2 separate regions of the Homo sapiens genome follow, and region 1 is linked to region 2. Evidence: chromatin contacts called from ENCODE Hi-C or POLR2A ChIA-PET data. All regions are on one chromosome and are shown on one strand. The core of a region is the stretch at or near the end of the contact, and the rest is flanking DNA. Distances in the headings are between cores, read along the strand shown. Region 1 overlaps LOC101928331 (a long non-coding RNA gene). Region 2 overlaps LOC105374942 (a long non-coding RNA gene).

Region 1 (4,147 bases), core at 822-3,321, 36 kb before region 2:
TGAAATCTGAGAATAAAAATTCAAACTAAATGTCAAGAAAATTTTACTCATTTATTAATTCCTTCAACAGTCTTTTGTTGGCCTTCTGTTATGAGCCAGGCTCCGTGTGAATAGAGAAGACAGGGAAAGGGAGAGAGACGAGGGAGCTCATCTCACCCCAGCACAGTGTGCTAAGTGTTGTGAAGGACGGCTGTGGGGAGTACAGCGGAGGGTAGGAGGACGGGCAGAGCTGAGGGAACTTCCCAGAAAAAGGTGGCCCCAGAGAGAAAGATTTTGCTGGCTAAGGACTTTTATGGAAACCTAACTTGGGATGATTTAATTCCAGGTATCTTTATGAAACTTAGGATTTAAAAAAGACAAATGGAGAGTTAGATAAGGAGAGACAAGCATTTCCTATTTATTTAAAGATTCCAAATACAACTCTTCATAAGATATGAATGATCTGTCTTGGCTCCCTTAAAGCACATCCTGGACACATGGCCAAGAAACTGCTTCCTTCAATCACCACGACAGAGTGCCTCGTGTAACAGTGTTCTGCACCTTCCCCTCTCCTCCCCTACCCACACCCATCCTCACACATGCTCCTCCCTGCCCCTGACACTGACAACCTAGGAATTGCTAGGAGAAAAGCCTGGCATATGTGGGAGCCACCCTCAGAGAAGCTGTCCCGAAGGAAAGGTGCTAACTAGGTGAAGACATATGACTCTCTGAGCGCTATTTCTTAATTCTAATGGAGGGAGACTGTGGCATGGAGCCAGGAAACAGAAAAGGCATGAAAAGAAGAACTAATTTGGAGCTGGCGGGGTGAGTGTTTCCTGGCTTATTTAAAAACATAGATACAGAATTCAAACATGGAAGAGGAATCTGACTACCAGAAGGAGACAGGATGTCAACAATGGAGTCAACAATGGCCAGGCCTGAAGCGATGTATTTTGACACTAGGGAAGCCATATAAAGAATACTGCTTGGTGGATCGGGTGGGTTCATCTTATACTCAATGTTTCATTTCCATTTAAATCTCTTGGAGGCAGAGGTTGAGGTTATTGACTTGGCCCCATATTAAGGAAAAATCATAACCCAGGCCTCCAAAGACCTTCCAGACTACAAGAGAAAAAGTCAAACACATGGCTAACGGGCATATATAAGGATCTTCACTGAACACGGACTTTTGAATGTCTATGATGTAGCAAGCACTGTGCTGGACACCACAGGTGCATTAAGGCATATGCCGGAGTCCCTTCCCTCAGGGAACATCCCTTCTAATTGCCACTTAAACATGGCAAACCTACGGAGGTGTGCCAGGACAAGGGCAGTCAGAAGGGTGGTGTGGTATACTGGGAAGCTCATAGACCACCTTGCTTTGAGTGCCTCTCAGCCGCTGTCTTGCTCTGTGATTTTAAGGAAGTCCTTGAACCTCGCTGAGCCTGCTTTTTCCATCTGCAGATTGGTGATAATGAAACCTACCTTGCTGTTTCATGTTGAGGAATCACTGTGAGAAGGTAAGGCCGTAACAATTTGTCGGAAGGAGAAGGAAGGTCAAAGCTTTGTTGAAGAGCTTTATGCTATTGGCCAAACAGAAACATAGAGCCCTGTGTGTGGTAACTCTCAGGGGACATGGTTGCCTCGTGGATAAAAACGTGAGAATTAGAAGAACAGAAAAAGCCAGCAGGAAAACTCAGAGGAAAGAGTCAGAGAGAACAAGGATGTTGTCTGTCTCCAGCATAATTGTGTAGAGCCTGGGATTCATTGCTAGTGACATTCCCTGGCTTCTCCCTCAGTGTGACGTCATGTGCTCTGTGATGTTTATTGCACTGCATTCCAGGGATGCTGCACAGAGCCATGTCCAGTGTCAGAAACCTTGGAAAATAGTCCTCGGTTTAATTTTAACTTTTTATATAAACAGTGACCTAATTTGAGGAAGGCTCGGTCTGGCCAGGCATCCCCGCTCCCACATTTCCTCCTCTTCACTCCCTCCTTCTGCCCTTAGTCAAACTGTCTCGCCTTCATCTCCCATATGGACTTTGCAAACAAGCAAGGGGGATGTGTGAGCTCAGCTAACTTGAAAAGAGAAGACGTGTGCCAGCGAAGCAAAACACTCCAGCCAAGTCATGCACCTCTGCGGGAGGGAGCCACCTCCTCAGCTCTCATCGTGAAATGTTATCTCACCAGGGCAGATGGAGGTACAGACAGAGGACTCCAACGCAACACAAGCAGCTGCCTGTCCAGAAGAGAGCCCTTTCTCTCCCTCCCAGTCCCAGCTCCAGCTGTATTTTCTTTCTTTCTTTCTTGAGCAAGAGGTCAGGTTCTCTCTGTATGCTTTGTGCAAATTAAGTGAGCTGTGAGTGCTGCCTGCGGCCGAAGGAACTACCCTCTGGTCTATGGTTCATCCTTCCTTCACTCCAACCACCACTGAGGGAGCAGAGCCCTCCCTGCCCAAATGCACAAGTGGGCAGCACCTCCGAGAACACAGAAGAATATGAAACGACCCTTCTAATTACTCAGGTGCAAGCAGAGGAGCTAACCATCCCACCGGGAGCCCACCCATGAGTGATGAATTCCAGTGACTGAGCCCAGTGTTGGGGGCTAGGGTAGAGGAAGAGTCCCTTGTGGACACGGTGGGAGGGAGGGAGGCATGAGGGGACAAGCAGGATGCCCTGACAGATTTTAACCCAGAAGCATGAATCCAGGTCTGAGGTCAGCAAACGTTTTCTGTAAAGGGCCAGATAGTAAATAATTTGTACTCTTTGTGGGCCATCCAGTCTCTGTCTACTTGACTCTGCCATCGTAGGGCAAAAACAACCACAGACAATAAATAAACGAACGGGCGTGTCTTGTGTTCCAATAAAAGATGGTTTACAAACACAGGCGGCTACTGGATCTGGCTCATTGGCTGTAGTTTTCTGACTGAAAGATCTAAAAGAACACCCTTTCCCATTGGTTCTGTCCATGTTTCCATATAGCTAACAATATCCTGGAGACCAGTTTGCCGCCCCGTTCCCCAAACCTTTATGTGCCTCTGATTTCTACACCCTGTTACTCTGTCTGCAAAAACCCCCAAATGCTGTAACTGGCTATTCACCTGGACAGAATGGCCTCCTTCAGGGAAAGCCAGCAGGGATGGTGAATTCAGATTTCCTGATTTCGTTGACAAATTCCTCACCACTGGCAGGAATGGGAAAGATAGATATTGAAGGTGCTGAAACCCACCCCTGTTGTCAGTTCAGGAGTGAGGTAAAAACATTCCTTGAGCAATTTGGTTTAGAATCATAGAGCCTCCTATTTTCTAATCCTTCTCTCTTTCTAGGTCTGATAATCTGAATATTGGCACTTCTACTTTATTCTCCATATTTCTTACCTTTTCTTTTCGTTTTCTGTTACTTCATACATTCCTCATGCTTTCTAGAAAAGCTCCTTAGTCTAATATTGCAACCCATAAGTTCCTTTAGCTATACTCACTCTACCATTTTCCCCATTCATTGCTGTGTTTTGTTTTGTTTTGTTTTAGAGTCAGGGTCTTGCTGTGTTGCCCAGGCTAGACTCAAACTCTTGGGCTCAAGGGATCATTCTGTCTGAGACCCCTAGGTAGCTGGGATTACAGGTGTGCACCACCATGCCTGCCATTGAGATCCTTAATCAAGTGTGAGACCCGGTGGAATGGCTAAGGGCTGGACACAGAGATAGATTACTTGTGTTCAAATCCCAGCTCTGCCTATAATTGCAGACAAGTTACTTAACGTTTCTGTGCCTTACTTCCCTCATCTGCAAAATGGGCTTAATAATAGCACCTGTCTTATTCTAGTGAGTATGTAAATGAGCAATGTTCACAGAGCACAGGGGAGAGCAGCATAGTTGAATTCACATTATTTTCAGAACTAGTGCTTCCAGTTCTTTATTCTTACAATTTCTTCCCTGTATTTTATATTGATATTACCTTCCCTTATTTCTTCACTCATATTAACCAGAATCCATTTGAATCCCAACTCTTGCAACACTTCTGCACAGTTTGTGGCCCTTTTCAGCAGGAGTACTCAGCAGGAACATGGTTGTGCCCAGGTGAACTTGCAGTCCCCCGGAATACCACTGAGGGGTTCCAGTGCTGCACATTCCAGAGGGCCACAGGAGTGGCAGGGCATAAGCCCCAGGGCAG
Region 2 (4,519 bases), core at 1,234-3,733:
AGAGGCCTGAGGGAGCTGGTAGGCTCTGAACAAGGGATGGTTCCCCCGTGGGGCCCTGGTGGATGCAGGTGTAATTCCCATGGGGAGAAGGGGAGCTTTTTAAAGGGAAAGAAAACAAAACAATAGAAATGGCGTTCCATTAAAGCCCTAGAAAACATTAGTGCATAAGCTTGAATGCTTTAAAAAAATATCTCCAACAGAAAATCACACAGAGGAACAGAGGCCCCCTCCCTCCTTCCTGTCAACAATAGGCAGCTCAGTGGCTCTGGTGACTGGAGGGCCATGGGCCTCAGCTGGAAGATGTGAGTGCCCAGCAGACTGGATGGGCACAGCTGATGCCCACCTGACAGAAGCAGACCCCGATGGAGAGAGACCCACTCTGAGCGGTGGTTTGCAACTGTGTGTTGGGATATGGGGGAGACAAAGGTACCCCTGGGACAGGTGGCCAGAATATTTCCTGGTCTATAACCTGTAGGAACTGTCCACAGAATATACACATATGTGTATGCATGTGTGTTCATATATATATATTAACTATTGGGAGGAAGACTTTTCGTCTATTCAATTAGTTTGGAATGCTTGGGGGCCTGCAGATTAACTGGCAATAGACAGATTAGCAGAAGAAAAGAGAAGATTTATTTACGCATGCATTTGACGTCACTAATGAGTAACTCACTGAATACCCAGTGGTGAAGGTTTCTATACAGGTTGAATATCCCTTATTTGAAATGCTTGGGACTTAGAAGTGTTTCAGATTTTGGATTTTTTCAGATTTTGGAATGTTTGCATACGCGTAATGAGATCTTGGGAATCTCAGGCCCTATGTCTAAACACAAAATTCATTTATGTTTTCCATGCAACTTATACCCATAGACTGATGATAACTTCATACAGTTTTAAAGAGAATTTTGCACATAAACAAAGTTTGTGTCCTTTCGTATATGTGTCTGGAATTTTCCACTTGTGGCATCCTCTCAGTGCTCAAAAACTTTCTGAGTTTTAGAGCAGTTTGGATTTTGGATTAAGGATGCTCGAATTGTACCAATATAACAAAAAAGGGAGCAGCAGGAATTTAGGGATTCGATGGGAAAATGTGTAAGGTGCAGTGCGTTTTTCTTTGTGCCAATGGGAAGGGACAATTTGTCCACTTCCTGGAATTCGCAGGAAAGCCCCTCAGAGCAGGGTTAATAGCAGCCTGTATTTTTGAAAGACTCTGTGTTAGTCAGATAAGGAAAGTTCAGATAAGATTTTAAATATTCTCACCTCTAAACAACCTTTATGCCAAAGCTGTCATCCCTTTAATACATATATGCATGCATATACACATGTAAATATATATTATATAGGTATATATACATACACATATGATTTATGTATACCTATATAATATATATTTATATAGGTATACACACACGGGATATTCTATACTTACACCACTTATGGCAATTATTTTTAAAATCTCCCTGCTTTTTCTCTTGTTCATCTCTGCCCCCTCCCAAGATCCTGGCTTGCCCTCCTGATGCCCGCAGGGTCAGGACCAGATCTAGGAGAAATGAGGAAGTCGCAAAGTGGCATGTGTAGACTGCGTGGTTTGCTGAGAGCCTTCAGTATGATGACAGGGTAGCGCTAGGCTCTTAGGTCCGCCGTGAATCTAAGTGCAAGTCAGTTATGCTTGGCTCAAGCTCTTTACCCTCTAAGTAGATTTCCCAGGGAGTTTCAGAAACACCAGCACAGGACGGAGGAATTTTCCGAGAGTGCGTGCTCCTGCATTAGCGGGTGTACGCAAGAGCCAGAGAAATCTGGGCTCTCATATTCACTGGGCTCCCACTGGCTAGAAAACTCAGGGTCTAAACTCCAGCGAACATTCTCAAAAGAATCAAAGAACCTCTCTACCTCTTCCTACATTGTGTGGCCACTGTTGACTCTCTCCCACAGCACTCCCAGAAATTGTTCTGGATCTTTCCTAGAAGACAGCTTAGGGACATTTATCTTTCCCCTGTCCTCCTTGGTGACAGCATGTGTGGACCACTCCCCACTGGTTGGCATCTCATCTCGGCCCCTTTGCCTCATTTCTACGCTGCAGAGAGTTTCCCACAAAATTTTCCCACAAATTTTTTTTTTTAGCATTTAGCGGGGATTTCACCAGCAAAGCAAAAGACTCTGCCTGCAGGCTGATTGGTTGCAAAAGAAAAGGTGAAGACATTTCTGAAGAATGGTCCCATTTGAGAAGCGAAAAGCAGCCCTGGTCAAACTTGTGGCCTAGTCCCCTGTGAGTGTTTTTGTCGCTCAGTAGACTGCTTCTGCCACTGTTTATCCAGCACAGGGAAGGTGCTTTGAATAGATGTCTTTGCTGACACGGATCCCTTTGCTTTGTGAATAGGGCGATTACTGAACAATGAAGCTGTTACATTAGGAGCAGGAGCTGGCTGGAGCCAACAAATCTCCTCTACGTTTACAGAGCTATAATTATCCAAAGTTTCAAAACACAATGGTATCTGCTGAGAGGGAACATCTGGGAGGGAACCAAGCCATCCCAATTAAAGGAGCGATGCACAGCCCATGGACTGGATGAGTCCGCATTAATGGGGTGGTGATTTTTTTAGATGTCACTCAAGTTAACAAATGTGCTGAAAGGTTTAAGCAGAACAAATGTGCAGGGGGATAAAAAAATCACATCAAGAAGAGAGATCTGTTTTATAAGAACATCTACAAATTGGTTGCAGAAAGCATTCCAGGCTGCTGTTATGAACACTAATCAAGAGAAAAATGTTTCATGAGGTTTTTCCCATATGAAAATAAAAGCTTTTTCCAGTTGCCATTTCATTTCAAAATAAATTCTTTTAACCTCCAGAGGACCCCGCGTGACAGAGTGGGGTGGGAGGACAGCATTGTGGGGAGGTCTGAGTGGTTCGGGGTTATGGGGCTTGTGCCGGCACTTAGGCTCACCATAAAGATTAGGGGAAATTGGTTGTTTTGAGAGATTGGAGACTTGATCCTATAAATAGATTTGGCCCAGATAGTAGCGCTGGACTCCGCTTTGCCAATGAAGTTTACAGCATGCTCTCCGCCGTAACAATCTGTCCTAAAATGGGTATGGGCCACATGCTTAGGGCTCCTGAGCACTTCAAGACCTACAATCTAAATCAAGGGTCTATTGCACCTATTACATAAGTTGAGGGCAATTCTTCCAGGTTAAAAAAAAAAAAAAAAAAAACTAAAAGAATAGTTATGAGGGCAGTAACAAAACCAGACAAAAGAATCTCTTATTCATCATCTTATACCTCTGGGAATGTTTGCTCTAATGGAGTGAGAGTTCCATCGGGGGCGGGGAGTGGGGCCAGCATAGAGGATTATTTCTTCAATTATGCTTCCTTCCCATCTGTTTGGGGGCACTGCAGCAGCATCACACAAGGACTCAGCTCAGTTCTGAAGGCAGAATCTGGAAAATGATTTGGGTCATCACAGGCTATACAGCAGAGCCCACAGTAGGCTAAATCAGGAAAGTGGGGTGTTGGACAGGTTTTTCCCAAGCTGTCCTTTTCTGGGCTTTTGCTGATGCTCCTGCTGCAATGGGGTCCCTCCCCACTTTCAGTGCCCTGTTGGTCCCCCTTCTGATTGTTTCCCACAGAAGTACACTAAAACATGCTGACAGAGCACTTGCTAGCTTTCACTTACTCCAAAGGGAGAAAAAGTTTAAGTCTCTTTATCAACTTTCCCATAGGTATTTGCATGATTATTGCCGCAAAAGCAGTATTATAGCAACATAAAAAATGAATAATTAAAAACAGTTACCAATTAACCCACCACCCTACTACCATTTGAGTACCCCTAAGCCCATTTGTTCGCTGAGCCTTCACCTGCTTTTTCCTTTCTGCTTTGTGAAATATTTGCCTATTTCTAAGTTTTACTATGGAAGGTAATACCACCATCAACACGTGCATTCTTTTTAACCTTCTGTGAAAGATCTCTCCAGAAATCTTGGACCGATGCACAGTACTGGGAACTGAATTGTGCCAAAATTCATATGTTGAAGTGTTAACCCCCTGTATTTGGAGATACAGATGTTAGAGAGGTAATTAAGGTTAAATTAGGTCATAAGGGTGCAGCCTAAATCCATATGACAGGTGTTCTTATAAAAAGAGAAAGAGAAAGCCGAGATCTCTCTCTTCCTCCATGTACACAGAAGAAAGATCACTGGAAGACACAGAGAGAAGGCGGCCATCTGCAAACCAAGGAAAGAGGCCTCAGGACAAATCAAATCTGCAATGCCTTGATCTTGGACTTACAGCCCCCAGAACTGTGAGAAAATCAATGTCTGTTGTTTAAGCCTCCCCGTCTGTGGCATTTTGTTATGGTAGCCCAAGTAGACGAATACACACAGTGTTGGGGTTGAAAGGTTAGGAAGAGAAAAGCAGCCTTTGACATTAGGAGCAGGCCTGGCCCTCACAGCTAGCCCATGTGTTCTCCTGCTGAACACAAACAATTTCACAGAACTCTAACATCAGATAAGGCCACTCTG

What was found. Hi-C counts contacts between places; a loop is a spot of excess contacts on that map. ChIA-PET counts read pairs that join two places held with the same protein, here RNA polymerase II (POLR2A). Pooled maps may share reads with other maps.
Region 1: a loop to region 2 is called in a map of prostate gland, with 4 times the contacts of the local background. The contact joins two enhancer-like sites. A Hi-C loop is called at or near these places in 2 of 168 maps with a recorded cell type or tissue (prostate gland and sigmoid colon), 1 of 37 single-sample maps with no recorded cell type and 5 of 50 pooled maps. POLR2A ChIA-PET finds 5 or more read pairs at or near these places in 2 of 52 experiments (H1 and HCT116).

The regions. Positions count from the first base shown.
Region 1 is chr6:14,475,060-14,479,206 of GRCh38, reverse strand. All of the region lies in intron 1 of LOC101928331 (a long non-coding RNA gene), which reads right to left. Among named protein-coding and RNA genes, the nearest start is that of LINC01108, 190 kb to the right of the region's middle. Within about 2 kb of position 2,071, at least 11 of the 41 ENCODE cell types and tissues checked have a DNase peak (open chromatin) inside an H3K27ac peak, as active enhancers do.
Region 2 is chr6:14,439,548-14,444,066 of GRCh38, reverse strand. The region is part of intron 2 of LOC105374942 (a long non-coding RNA gene); the gene reads left to right. All of the region lies in intron 1 of LOC101928331 (a long non-coding RNA gene), which reads right to left. Among named protein-coding and RNA genes, the nearest start is that of LINC01108, 160 kb to the right of the region's middle. RefSeq lists an enhancer at 1,953-2,651. Within about 2 kb of position 2,483, at least 6 of the 41 ENCODE cell types and tissues checked have a DNase peak (open chromatin) inside an H3K27ac peak, as active enhancers do.